Linked DNA regions of Homo sapiens: region 1 is linked to region 2. The links are chromatin contacts, found by Hi-C in ENCODE. All regions are on one chromosome and are shown on one strand. The core of a region is the stretch at or near the end of the contact, and the rest is flanking DNA. Distances in the headings are between cores, read along the strand shown. Region 1 holds the start of PWP1 (PWP1 homolog, endonuclein). Region 2 holds the start of HCFC2 (host cell factor C2).

Region 1 (6,175 bases), core at 1-2,500, 3.6 Mb before region 2:
ATACTATATGTGCACATGTCGACTCCATAAAGGCAGGGTCTTTTTCTATTTTTTTTTTTTTTTTTTTTTTTTTTTTTTTGAGACGGAGTCTCACTCTGTTGCCCGCCCAGGCTGGAGTGCAGCTGTGCGATCTCGGCTCACTGCAAGCTCCGCCTCCCGGGTTCACGCCATTCTCCTGCCTCAGCCTCCCGAGTAGCTGGGACTACAGGCATCCACCACCACACCCGGCTAATTTTTTGTATTTTTAGTAGAGACGGGGTTTCACCGTGTTAGCCAGGATGCTCTCGATCTCCTGACCTCGTGATCCGCCCGCCTTGGCCTCCCAAAGTGCTGGGATTACAGGCGTGAGCCACCGCGCCCGGCGGGACTTTTTCTATTTTGTTCATGCCTATCCCAGGACCCTGAACAATGCCTGGCCTACAGAAAGCACTTAGTATCCAATGAGGAAATTACTTAAGTAATCGTCACCTCTGCTACAGTCTCAGTCTCCAACTCTTGTAGGTTTTTCATGTGTTAGACATTTACCTCTCATCCTCCCTGCTACCATCAACATCTCACTTGGATTACTGCAAGAAATTCCCTATTCATCTCCCAGCCTCACGACATCTTAGCCTCCACACCAGTTTTTCTACACCACATTCATCCTCACTCCTTCAGACACGGAGCACAAGAGTGGAAAGTGGAGTTTTCATGCTCTCTTCCCAGTTATGCTTGAAAATGCACTTGGGTGCTAGTGAAGCTAGTGGTGTTGTCAAAAAGCCTTTTGGGGTATTACCCACCAAAAACAGCAGCCCACCCCTTTCCGGCCCGCTAAGTCCATGTGCGTGCGAATTTGGGAGTGGGGTTGGGCTTGAGGGTGGGAACAGTGAGAAGGCGCGGCCCTTGACTCTCCAGGCTCAGGCGAACCAGACCTTCTGAACTGCAGCTCTAGTCGCGACAATCCGGGCAAAGCCGCCCTCACCCCAGCCAGTCGCACCAGCCAACGCCCCGAGTTCCGGGTCCACGTTCCCCCAGCTGGGCGGACCCCCAGTGCCGTAAAGACGCTGCTCCCCTTGTCTCCCAGCGACCAGGCCTCACCTTGTCTGGTGTCTCTTTGGCCACGCCGCAGCGGACCCAGGCCACGCACGTCACCTGGCGGCTGCGGTTCATGGTCCTCAAGTCAAGGGCGTGTCACGCTAGAAACCAGGCTGCATAGGGAGGGACCACGACCGCACTGCTGCCACACGCTCAGGGATCTGCACAGGGCCGCTGCCAGGGCAGAGCGCATGCGCAGGCTCCTGTTTGGGCAGCGTCGGCGCTCATTTCAGACGTCATTCTGAGGCGCCGAATGAGAAATAGGAGGGGACAAAATGGAAGCGGAAGCAGCCGGGCGAGGAATCCACGTGGGCTGGTCTGGGCTGTGTGAAGTATAGAGAAAAGGCTTTTCAGGACTGCATGTGACGATGCCTGCGGGCTTTGTAAAGGCCAAGAAAATATTTGGGACTGTAGGGGTCAGTCAGAAGCAAAGTTTCACCAATCTTTATTTTGCTTGCAGTTCCGTAGACTTCAAGCTGACAAATGGCAGAGGTTTGTGGTTTGCGTTTTTTAAAAAGCTTTCTCCAAAATGAATTTGTCGTTTCACGGAGATCCCACCATTACATCTCATTACATCCCTAAATGTTACTTTCTCACCTTAAAACATTTAGCACCAAAAAAAAAAGTGAGAAAAAAACATTTAGCACCAATTATATACTAACTATGCAGTAGTGATTTAGTCTTGGCAAACACAAAGGGCTTACTTATGTTGAAGGCGCTGTTTTGAGTGCCGTATCACGTGATTACTTACCCCTTTGTGGGAGGTCTTATTTCCGTTTTACACCTGGGAAAACAGCGATCCTTCCAAAGGTCACACTGCTAGTAAGCGGTGCAGCTGGGATATGAACCCGGGCAGTGTGACTCCCTTGTATCTATGTCATGCTTCTCAGCTAAGATCAGTCATCTGTTAGAACTCGTGAGTGGCTGGACGTTTGTAGAATGGAAAATCTCAAACTAGCATCCCAGAAAAATCTGGGTTTTGATCTCTTGGCTGTGTGGCCCTGTCCTGGTCATTTACCCTCAATGCATCTACCTCTGAGAGAGGCAAGCAAAAGAAACAGGAAGGTGGCTGCTATGGGGAAACAGTGGCAAGGATAAACTGGCAGTACACATGGTCTTTCCCAGTGGCATTGTCAAACGGGGGGTGTCCACCTGTGGGCTCTATTCGGGGACCTTTTTGCAACACATTTATCTTTCTATACAGTATTTTACTTGGTTCTCACAACACTTTGTTTTAAAGATGAAGCTAGAGTCCCCAGTAGTCAAATACTTTCCTACTCAGATCACACACAGAGGAGCTGATACAACTATGAGTTCTGTCACCAACTCTACTCAGCCTAATGCGCTTGGCAATCTCCCTGCCTGAGGAGAGATCCTCCCAGAAGTAAATTGCTCATTGTTTGTGTAGGCAGATTATTTGTCCATTAAGACTTCTCCCCCTGCTCTGTTTCTGTAAGATGATTCTTCTGTGGTTTCTTTGCTTTTAACCCATTTTAGAAAGACCATATGGCAGATAATATTTTTCAAGGATGGCTGCAACAATAGAGTCCTTCACACATGTTTGTCTGCAACGTGATCTTGATATTCCTCCATCAAAGCACCCCCCCCCGCCCCCACCAACTTGAATCTGGGTAGTTGTAGGTCTGCTTTGGCCAATAAAGTATGACAGAAATGATGTTTCCAAGGTTAAGTCATAAATAGGATGCAGGTTTTGCTTCCCCACCACCACACCCACTTCTCCACTTCCACACCCCCCACCCACTCCCCCACTGCCCACCAGTAGAACACTAATGTTTGGAGCCCTGAGCCACCATATAAAGTTTGGCTACTGTGGTAGTCTGTTCTCACACTGCTAATAAAGACATACCCAAGACATGATAATTTATAAAGAAAAAGAGGTTTAATGGACTCACAGTTTCAGTTGGCTGGGGAAGCCTCACAATCACTGCAGAAGGCAAAAGAGAAGAAAGGCATGTCTTACATGGCAGCAGGCAAGAAGAGAGCATGTGCAGGGGAACTCCCCTTTATAAAACTATCAGATCTCAGCTGGGTGCAGTGGCTCATGCCTGTAATCCCAGCACTTTGGGAGGCCGAGGCAGTTGGATTACAAGGTCAGGAGTTCTAGACAAGCCTGGCCAACGTAGTGAAACCCCGTCTCTACTAAAAATATAAAACTTAGCCGGGCATGGTGGTGCATACCTGTAGTCTCAGCTACTTGGGAGGCTGAGGCAGGAGAATCACCTGAACCCAGGAGGCGGAGGTTGCAGTAAGCCGAAATCGCACTGCTGCACTCCAGCCCGGGCAACAGATCAAGACTCTGTCTCAAAAAATAAAAATAAATAAAAATAAATTAATTAATTAATAAAACCATCAGATCTCATGAGACTTATTATCATGAGAAAAGCACAGGAAAACGCCGCCCGTATGATTCAATTACCTCTCACTGGGTCCCTCCTATAACACATGGGGATTATGACAATTCAAGGTGAGATTTGGGTAAGGACACAGATCCCAAACCATATCAGCTACCCTGAGTCCACTATGCTGTTAGGAAACCAAACCACATGGAGAGACCACATGTGGTACTCCAGTAGACAGTTGTAGTTTTTGAGTTAACCCAGACCTGTAAATGAAAGTGCCTTTAGGTGAATCCAGCTCCCAGACATTGATTCACTCCCAGCGTTTGAGCTTGCTCAGCTGAGACCCAGCCATCATGGAACAGAGACAAGACATCCCCACTGTGCCCTGCCCAAATTTCTGACCCCCAGAATTTGTGAGCTTAGTAAAAGATTGTTTCTAACCACTAACTTTAAAAGAAAAAATCCTTCCATAATTTTTATTATAGTAAAATATACATAACACAAAATTTGCCATTTTTAAAAAGAGACAGATTTAGGGTGGGCTCCGTGGCTCGGCCTAAATCCACTTTGCCCTCCTTTGAGAGGCCAGCACTTTGGGAGGCCAAGGCAGGAGGATCACTTGAGCCCAGGAGTTTGAGGCCGACCTGGAAAACAGCAAAATCTTGTCTCTACAAATAAAAAAATTAGCTGGGCATGGTGGTATGCACCTGTGGTCCCAGTGATGGCAGCAGCTGCTGCCATCATGCCAGCTACAGCAAGGAGGCACAGCTGGGGCTGCATGCTCCATGGAGCCAGTGGGAGCCCTGCCCCTTCTGAGTTGGGGCAGGAGCTCCCGGGGTACTGCTGCAGTCACCCAAACTGCAGCTGCAGACCCAGGCCTCCTGCTTTACAGAGCAGGCAGCAGCCACCCAAACTGCAGCTGTGGATCTGGGGCTCCCTGTGCTCTTGGTGGGAGTGGCGGGAGCAGGCAGGATCTGCCCTCCCAGGTGCAGCTGCAGCCGCCCGACCAGTGGCTGCAGACCTGGGCCTCCTGCTCCGCAGAGCAGGCAGGAGCTGGGGACAAGTGGGATCCCTGCCCCTCCCAAGTTGGCGGGGTGGGAACTCCCAGGGTGCAGCTGTGGCTGCCCTCTCAGGTGCAGGACTGGGCCATCTATATAGCCTGTGCCCTCAGGGGCCCGGGAAGGGCCCCCACAACTCTGTCACTCAGGGCTGTCTGCTTCTGCTGCCTGACTTCTCTCCTCTCTTGGAACCTGCTCAGATCTTGGAGCGGGCTTGGGGATGAGCGCCAGGGCCATGAATGGCATCAGGAGGCAAATAGATTCCTGGGCTGCGGTTCCCCAGTAAGGCCTGACCTTCAGACCAGGGAGGGCCTGAAAGCTGGGGGCCAGCTCCCAGTTCCGAGGTTGGGAGTAGGGACTCGTGGTACCTCTTCTGGGCTGCCAATGGCCACCCATGGACCAATCGGCATGTACTTCCTCCCCTCTGAGGTCCATAAAAGCCCGGTCTCAGCCAGAGCACGAGAGAGGATGGCCAGAGCAGGGCAGAGGACGCAGAGGATGTTGAGACTATGGGAGGATCAGCTGCAGAGAGCAGCTCTCCTCTGCTGATAGCTGGAGATGATACTACGACTTGCCAGCAGAGAGGAGCCACCCTCTCTAGGGCCTCCTGTCTGCTGACAGCTGAACACTCGATTGGCCGACCTACCTACAGAGAGGAGCTACCCACTGTGGGTCTTCTCTGAGCTGTTCTAACACTTAATAAAGTTTATCTTCAGCTTGTTCACCCTTCACTTGTCTGTGTTCCCCATTCGTCCTGGACTCAGGACAAGAACTCGGGCAAAGGTGCCACCTGCCACAGAGGTTTCTGGCCAGAAAATCGACACCTCAAAGATCCCATAACACCAGCTACTTGGGAGGCTGAGGTGGGAGGATTGTTTGAGACCAGGAGGTTGAGGCTGCAGTAAGCCATGATTGCATCACTGCACTCCAGCCTGGGTGACAGAGTGAGATCCTGTCTCAAAAAAGAAAAATAAAAAGTAAAAAAAAGAAAACCCTGAGTTGCAGGTTTGGTGCTCCCTTCTTGCAGAGTCCAATAACAAGAATGAGGTCTGGTATAAAAAAAGTAAACTTTGGCCGGGTGCAGTGGCTCACGCCTGTAATCCCAGCACTTTGGGAGGCCAAGGCCGGTGGATCACCTGAAGTCAGGAGTTTGAGAGCAGCCTGGTCAACACGGTGAAACCCTGTCTCTACTAAATACACAAAAACTAGCCAGGCGTGCTGGCACATGCCTGTAATCCCACCTACTTGGGAGGCTGAGGCAGGAGAATTGCTTGAACCTGGGAGGCGGAGGTTGCAGTGAGCCAAGATCGCACCATTGCTCTCCAGCCTGGGTGAAGAAGCAAGACTCTGTCTCAGAAAAAAAAGAAAAAAAAAAAGGACTTTTTATTCCAAAGCTAGCTAGCTTAAGGGAAGAAGTATAGGCTTCCTGCCTTAAGGTACCACTTCACTTCTGGGGCAGAAAGCTGGGGCTTTTAAAGGGGGATGTGGCATGAATGGCATGCATGGGAGGGGGCAGGCAAGTAGGGGCCAGGCAAGTAGGGGCCTATGTGACTTGCTTCAGTGCCTTAACTACCAGATGGTTGAGCTGGTGCTTCATGGGCAGAATTAAGTTGTAAAAATGGCGCTTGTCTCCAGATACTCTCCAGGTGAGAGAGTGTTTTGTAGGAGACACCCCATGGTTGT
Region 2 (6,539 bases), core at 3,635-6,134:
AAATACCTAGGATAAACAAATTGAGAGATCTAATGTACAACATGAGGACTACAGTTAATAATAATGCATTGTATTCAGGATTTTTGTTTGTTTGTTTGTTTGTTTTTTTAAGATAAGGTCTAACTCTGTCACCCAGGCTGGAGTGCAGCAGCACGATCTCGGCTCACTGCAACCTCCACCTCCCAGGCTCAAGAAATCCTCTCACCTCAGCCTCTGAGTAGCTGTGACCACAGGCGCGTGCCACCATGCCCAGCTAATTTTTTGTATTTTTGGTAGAGATGGGGTTTTGCCATGTTGCCCAGGCTGATCTTGAACTGCTGGGCTCAAGCGATCCACCCACCTCGGCTTCCCAAAGTGCTGGGATTATAGGCATGAGCCACAACGCCTGGTGGTGACTACAGCTGCTCATGCCCCAGGCAGAAAAAAATGGGTAACTATATGAAATGACGGATATATTACCACTATAGTAACCATTTTAATATATATACAAAATATCTATCTTATACCATCATGTTATATACCTTAAATTTACACAAATAAAATTTATTAAAAAAAAAAACTACATGGAACAGTATAGTTCCCCAAAGGAAAGAGGAATTCTTTGCAGACAAAACCAACATTAGCTATAATAGGGGTCAACAATGTAGATAGCCCCATTATTTACAATCTGTGCCAGCAAACTACACCCTGTGGACCAAACCTGCCTATGAGCTGCTTCATAAAGGCTTATTGGAACTCAACATACAAACAAACAAACAAAACATGATGTGAAAAGAAAAGAGGTAGTGAATTAATTCTGTTTGGGAAAAAGGAGGAAATAATTGATTGTAAAAGTATATGCTAGCGTGAACTACTCTAATAGCTTCCTGTATAAAACATGGAAATGATAGCTTTCATTTTATAGTCAGAGTTTTGTCGCCAAATTCCCAGAGAAATCTAATTTTAAAATAACCATCTGTTACTTTTCATTATCATTTATGAGGCAGCTAAAATGCATTATGGCTCAATATATACAAATATATTGATACAAGCAGTTACATTAATATTAATTTAATAAGATGATTTCTCATTAGAAAGACACAGTTTTTTTGTTTTTAGCTCCAATGCTTTCTGAAGAAAAGACACAGTTTTGAAAACAAGTATGCTCCAGGTACTAAGGAAAACACAAACACACACAAATCTGTCCACTGTTAGGTTGAAATGCAAAAAGCTAAGCATCATCCCTTTTAAAAATTAAAGATGGAAAAAATAAAATGTTCCTACTCTAAATCATAAAATAAGCATTTGGTCTGAAAGAGTCAGCATACCTGGGAACATTATTGTTTGAATCTTCGCTTTCGTTTGCCAGGCCACCAAACAAATAGCATTTGTTACCATATAAAGAGAAGCTATGTCCAAGCCGAGGACAAGGAGGTAAACCAGAAGGAGGGGGATGGGGTTTCACTTTTTTCCATAACCAACGACTTGCCTAAAAAAAAAAAGGGCACAAATACAGTCAGACAAAATCAAGAAAGCACTCCTATATTGTCAATAGTGCAACATCATATCAATACATTTTAATCTAAATCCCATCAGAAGGCACTAAAAAACTACTTTTGGGACAAATGACAAATAACCAGCTAACTTCTGGAATTAAAATATATGTTCCAGTAGACATTCAAGTTACTCTTCCATATTCACAGATTTCCATGGCAAACTCAGCATATAATAATAAACACTAACTGTTCTAAAGTAGTTTCCAAATGAAAAATAAAGTATTATACATAGCTTCAAGATTAAATGTAATTTATATATTCTTACTTTCTGAAAAAAGGTAATCCATGAATGGTAAATATTTTAACCTTTTAAAGGTAAACATAAAGCTCATTTAACATATCAAATTCCAAAACTTATTCTCTGGCCATGGATGTTTTCTTTAGCTAAAATTATTTTTGCAATGAGTTGCTTGTAAATAGGTATAACCACTCACATCTGCCAATTAGCAGATACCCGCATGATCACCGCCCTAGGGATAAGGCACAGATCAGGAAGAAAAGTCAACAAGGGCTATGAGTCTGGTTTAATAAGACTCAAATTTAGAAAGGTTATGGGAAACTGTTACTCCTCTTTTGTATGTATTGTCAAGGTGGGGGGTGTAGTAAATATTAGTATGAGGGTAACAATTTCTAAAACACTAAAGCAGTGGTTTTCAAAGTATAGCCTAGGGGCCAGGCATGGTGATTTTCCAAATGTGGAAAGTTTTATTCAAAGTTGTGAATATGTCAGTTGATACCAATGCCAACTATCCCTCTGTGAGTCCTGCAGTACTTAATACTTAAGAATTTGCGGCACAGCACGGTGGCTCACGTCGGCTAATCCCAGCACTTTGGGAGGCCCAGGTGGGTGGATCACCTGAGGTCAGGAGTTCAAGACCAGCCTGGCCAACATGGTGAAAACCCGTCTCTACTAAAAATACAAAAATTAGCTGGGCATGGTGGCGCGTGCCTGTAGTCACAGCTACTCAGGAGGCTGAGGCAGGAGAATTGCTTGAACCCAGGAGACGGAGGTTGCAGTGAGCCGAGATTGCGCGGCTGCAGTCCAGCCTGGGTGACAGAGCAAGACTCTGTCTCTAAACAAACAAACCAGGAGCATCAGCAGCTGGGAACCTGGTAGAAATGCAAATGCTCATGGCCTTCCTCTGACTCAGAAACTCTCTGGGTAGGACCCAGCAATCTGTGTTTTCACAGGTTCTCCAGGCGCTCCTGTTGCAGGCTAAAGTTTCTACTGCATTAAGATACAAAAACCTAAATATATAACATGTACAACTGATGCTACGTAACAGATATCTTGATGTTATAAATGTTGCACTGGGTATGGGAAAAAGACTTGCCAGGAAACTTTGGGTTTTAAGTGAAGTGGAAACATTTTCTATAAAGCTATAAAATGTGAAGTTTACATTACTTGAATAATATTACTTGAATAATAGTTTACTTGAATAATACATTACTTGAATAATATTAAAATGTGTTAAACAATGTTAGTAATGTTGCAATCTTTTGAAAAATTATGAACAATATCATTATTAAAGCCTCAGAATGAAACAATATTAAATACACTTACTTGTAACTCATATAACTCATTGCTGTATCTTCCATATTCAACCATTCCCCCAAATACTAATATTCTGGTACCATCACAGACAAATCCATGGGCAGCACAGCCTGGAGGGATATCTCCTCTAACAGCTGGCAGAAACCACTGATTCGTAGCTAGTTGCCAAAATAAAATGAAAACCGATTATAACAAACAACGGTTATCATATACTATCAGCAAATATATATCATCAATATCAGTGGGTCTCAACTGGGGATGATTCTGCCCCCCAGAAGACATTTGGTAATGTCTGGTGACATTTTTAGTTGTCACAACTGGAGGGGGCTGTTACTGGCATCTAGTAGGTAGAGGCAGGGATGCTGCCAAACATCTTACAATGTACAGGGCAATACAGGGCAGCTTCCCCCAACCTCAACAAAGAATTACCTGGCCCAAAAGGTCGAGAGTGCTGCTGTTGAAAAACCCTGATCTGTATCATTTAATTCTTACAAAACGCCCTGCTGGGTGAGTATAAAAATCTCTATTTTACAACTGAAAATTGTGAGGCTTAAAAAGGTTTGGTAACTTTAGCGCTGATCCTGGGCAACCGGCAGAGCAAGATTCAAATCAGGTCTAATTTGTTCCAAAGCCAGGGATTTTACACTAAGACCAAAGTGTCAGTAACTTTTTACCTTCATATGCTGGGGCGCTGGGAGGAGGAGAGGGTGAAAAAAATAAAACTTCTCAGACTCCACTATTTTGTTAACCTTCAAATTATTCCTGTGATTAAGTTGTTTGATCAAAGAAAAGTTATCGGTCATGAAGTAGACCCAAAATTCCATCACTGTCTTTACACCAAACAGATTTCTTGTGACAGCCTGAGCATTTACAAGGGGAAAAAAAAATTAAATCCAGTTTCCTTTCTATTCCACAGAGGTCCTCAAAGATAGGGGCTCCCTGCCCAGGGGCACTTGTGATCTGCAGTGGTGCTCAAGTTATGACAGTCCTCTTTCCGAGGGCCAGTCCAGAAGGGCGTCCACACCGAGTATGCAGACACAAGGCCGCCTCACCACGTCCCCGCCGCTTTAGAGCGCGGCTCACGGAGGGGCTCTTGACCGTTACCTGCCAAACACCGGGTTGTATTTGAGGCGAGAGTGCCAGAAGGCCTCTCGTTTTCCCTCCTCACCCCCTAGATGGTCTTCCTCCTAAGGAAGGAAGGCAGGCAAAGACGGGAAAGGCCCTAAGGAACTTTGGTTTGGAGTGGGTTTTGTTTTTTGACAGAGGCGAGATTTCGGGGAGTGGCCCAGGCGGTTGGACATGGTCTTCTGTCGCCTGCGTCCGCCTGTCGGGCTGGGGTGGGGGCGTCCGGGATCCCCCGCCTGAAGGCCGGTGCGCCCCGCTCGGGGTCCGTTGCGCCCCAAGGGCCCCGGAGATCCTGAGCTGCGGTCCGGGACAGAGCTGCCGGACCCGGGCTGCCCGGCTGAGCCGCGCTCCCCGCCGCCCGCCCAAGGAAGCAGTGACCGGGCGGTGACAGCTGTCAGGGCCGCGGCCGCCGCCTCGCCTCCCCTCCCCCTCCGCAGCTCCAGCAGGCGGGGCCGACGAGCCGCCGCCGCGCCTACCCGTGTTGTAGACGTGCAGCTCATCCGCGATGCCCTCATTTCCCCCTCCAAAGATGATCATCAGCTCCCGGATGGCCACCGCTCGGTGTCCGTGCCGGGCGCGGGGGACCGGCCCCGTGAAGGAAGAAACTCGCCTCCAGTTGAGGAGGCTGGGAGCCGCCATCTTCCCAACCCCCGCCCCTCTGCCCACAATGCACCGCTCCCGCCTCAACCGGCTGCTCCCTGGGGAGGGCGGGGACCCGCCTCCAGCTGTGCTGGGGTCACGTGGCCGCGGGCGCCGGCGGCCAGGCTGGAGGCCCGCGGGCAGTGGAGAGACGCTGGGGAAGGGGGGTCCTGACAGGGGAGCCCCGCCCCCACCCCAGGCGACTTGGCCAGCGGCCACCCGGAGCAACGCACCTTAGGGTGGAAGGACGCTTCCCACTGACCACGTCTCCCATCCCCACCCAGAGCCTCCCGTTCGGTATTTTGGGAAGAAGCCACAGCATCTTCCTTTACGTCCACTTTAATTGAGCATCTAGGATGTGTGGGCGAGGCAGTCTCACAAGCAACGTGAGAGAAGCTCGGGTAGAGGTTCGAAGAGCTGGGAGCGCAGGGCGGGGACCTCGCACGGGAGGGTGCGGGCGGGAGCCTGCCTCGCGAGCCCGGGCCACGGCGGCTGCTCCCGACCGTGACTGGGACCCGGGCAGGGAAGGTCGCTACAAAGCCTGCCGGGCGAACCGAAGGCAGCTTTGTGCGGAGCCATGCCAGGAAGCTTGGGAACCGTGAGCCACAAGAGGTATTTTTGGTTTGTTTGGCTTAAGCAGAGGAGAGATGGTTTTCTAGGTTTCTGTTTCATTGCTAGCTAACAAGTGAGGGCTGTCCACAGCCTGGCATGCCCTAAGTGCCTCATGTGTATTAACTCATGTAATCCATCCAGCAATCCAGTGTGGTGGCTCCTGTTATCTCCCTTTCATGGACGGGGAAATGAGGCACAGTGCAGTAAGGTAATTTTCTGATGGACACAAAGGAGAGGTGTTGAAAAAAAAGACTGGGGCCAGGATTCCAACACAGGGCTTCTGATTCCAGAACCCCCAAGCCCTTATATCATATACCATACTGCCTCTGATAGCAGTCATATCCAACCATTATACCATACTGCCTCTGGTAGCAGTCATACGCAACTCTTTATTTTTATTTATTTATTTTAGATAGGGTCTGGCTCTGTTGCCGGAATGCAGTGGCGCGATCAGAGCTCACTGCAAGCTCGAGCTCCTGGGCTCCAGTGATCCTCCTGCCTTGGCCTCCCAAAGTGCTGGAACTACAGGCATGAGCCACCGCACCCAGCCAATGCAACACTTAATAAGGCCTAGCTGCCCTGTGATTTGGTCCTACACATAATCACACAAGTCCATTAGGAATAAAACTGCACTGCATATGGGATTCATGCCAAATGAGTAGATTTTAGCCACTCTTGCCACAGAGACACAAAAAGGGTTGGTGGTAACTATATGAGATGATGGATATGTTAATATGCTTCACTATAGTAACCTTGTGACTGCCTGTTTCAGCTGTCCCCAACCTTTTTGGCACTAGGGACCGGTTTCATGGAAGACAATTTTTCCACGGACTTGGCAGGGGAGTGGGTGGTATGGACTTGGCAAGGGGATGGGGGCTATGGTTTTGGCATGAAACTGTTCCACCTCAGATCATCAGGCATAAGATTCTCATAGGGAGTACACAATTTAGATCCCTCCTATGGGCAGTTCACAGTAGGGTTCGAGCTCCTATGAGAATCTAATGCGCGGTTGATCTGACAGGAGGCAGAGCTCAGGAAGGTCATGGGGGTTCCGAACAGGCCGAGGACTGGTT

What was found. A loop is a pair of places that touch in the nucleus more often than their neighbours do. Pooled maps may share reads with other maps.
Region 1: a loop to region 2 is called in a pooled map, with 14 times the contacts of the local background. The contact joins the promoter of PWP1 here to the promoter of HCFC2 in region 2. A Hi-C loop is called at or near these places in 4 of 50 pooled maps.

Annotation. Positions count from the first base shown.
Region 1 is chr12:107,680,874-107,687,048 of GRCh38, reverse strand. PWP1 (PWP1 homolog, endonuclein) reads right to left here and starts at 1,250. Exons shown (of 15, transcript NM_007062.3): 1 at 1,078-1,250. The coding sequence starts at 1,149. RefSeq lists enhancers at 912-961, 1,182-1,441 and a silencer at 3,871-4,128.
Region 2 is chr12:104,062,876-104,069,414 of GRCh38, reverse strand. HCFC2 (host cell factor C2) reads right to left here and starts at 4,884. Exons shown (of 15, transcript NM_013320.3): 1 at 4,692-4,884; 2 at 3,100-3,248; 3 at 1,308-1,468. The coding sequence starts at 4,854. It also overlaps a transcript of GLT8D2 not described here. RefSeq lists silencers at 4,508-4,647, 4,868-5,037, 5,019-5,188, 5,198-5,357.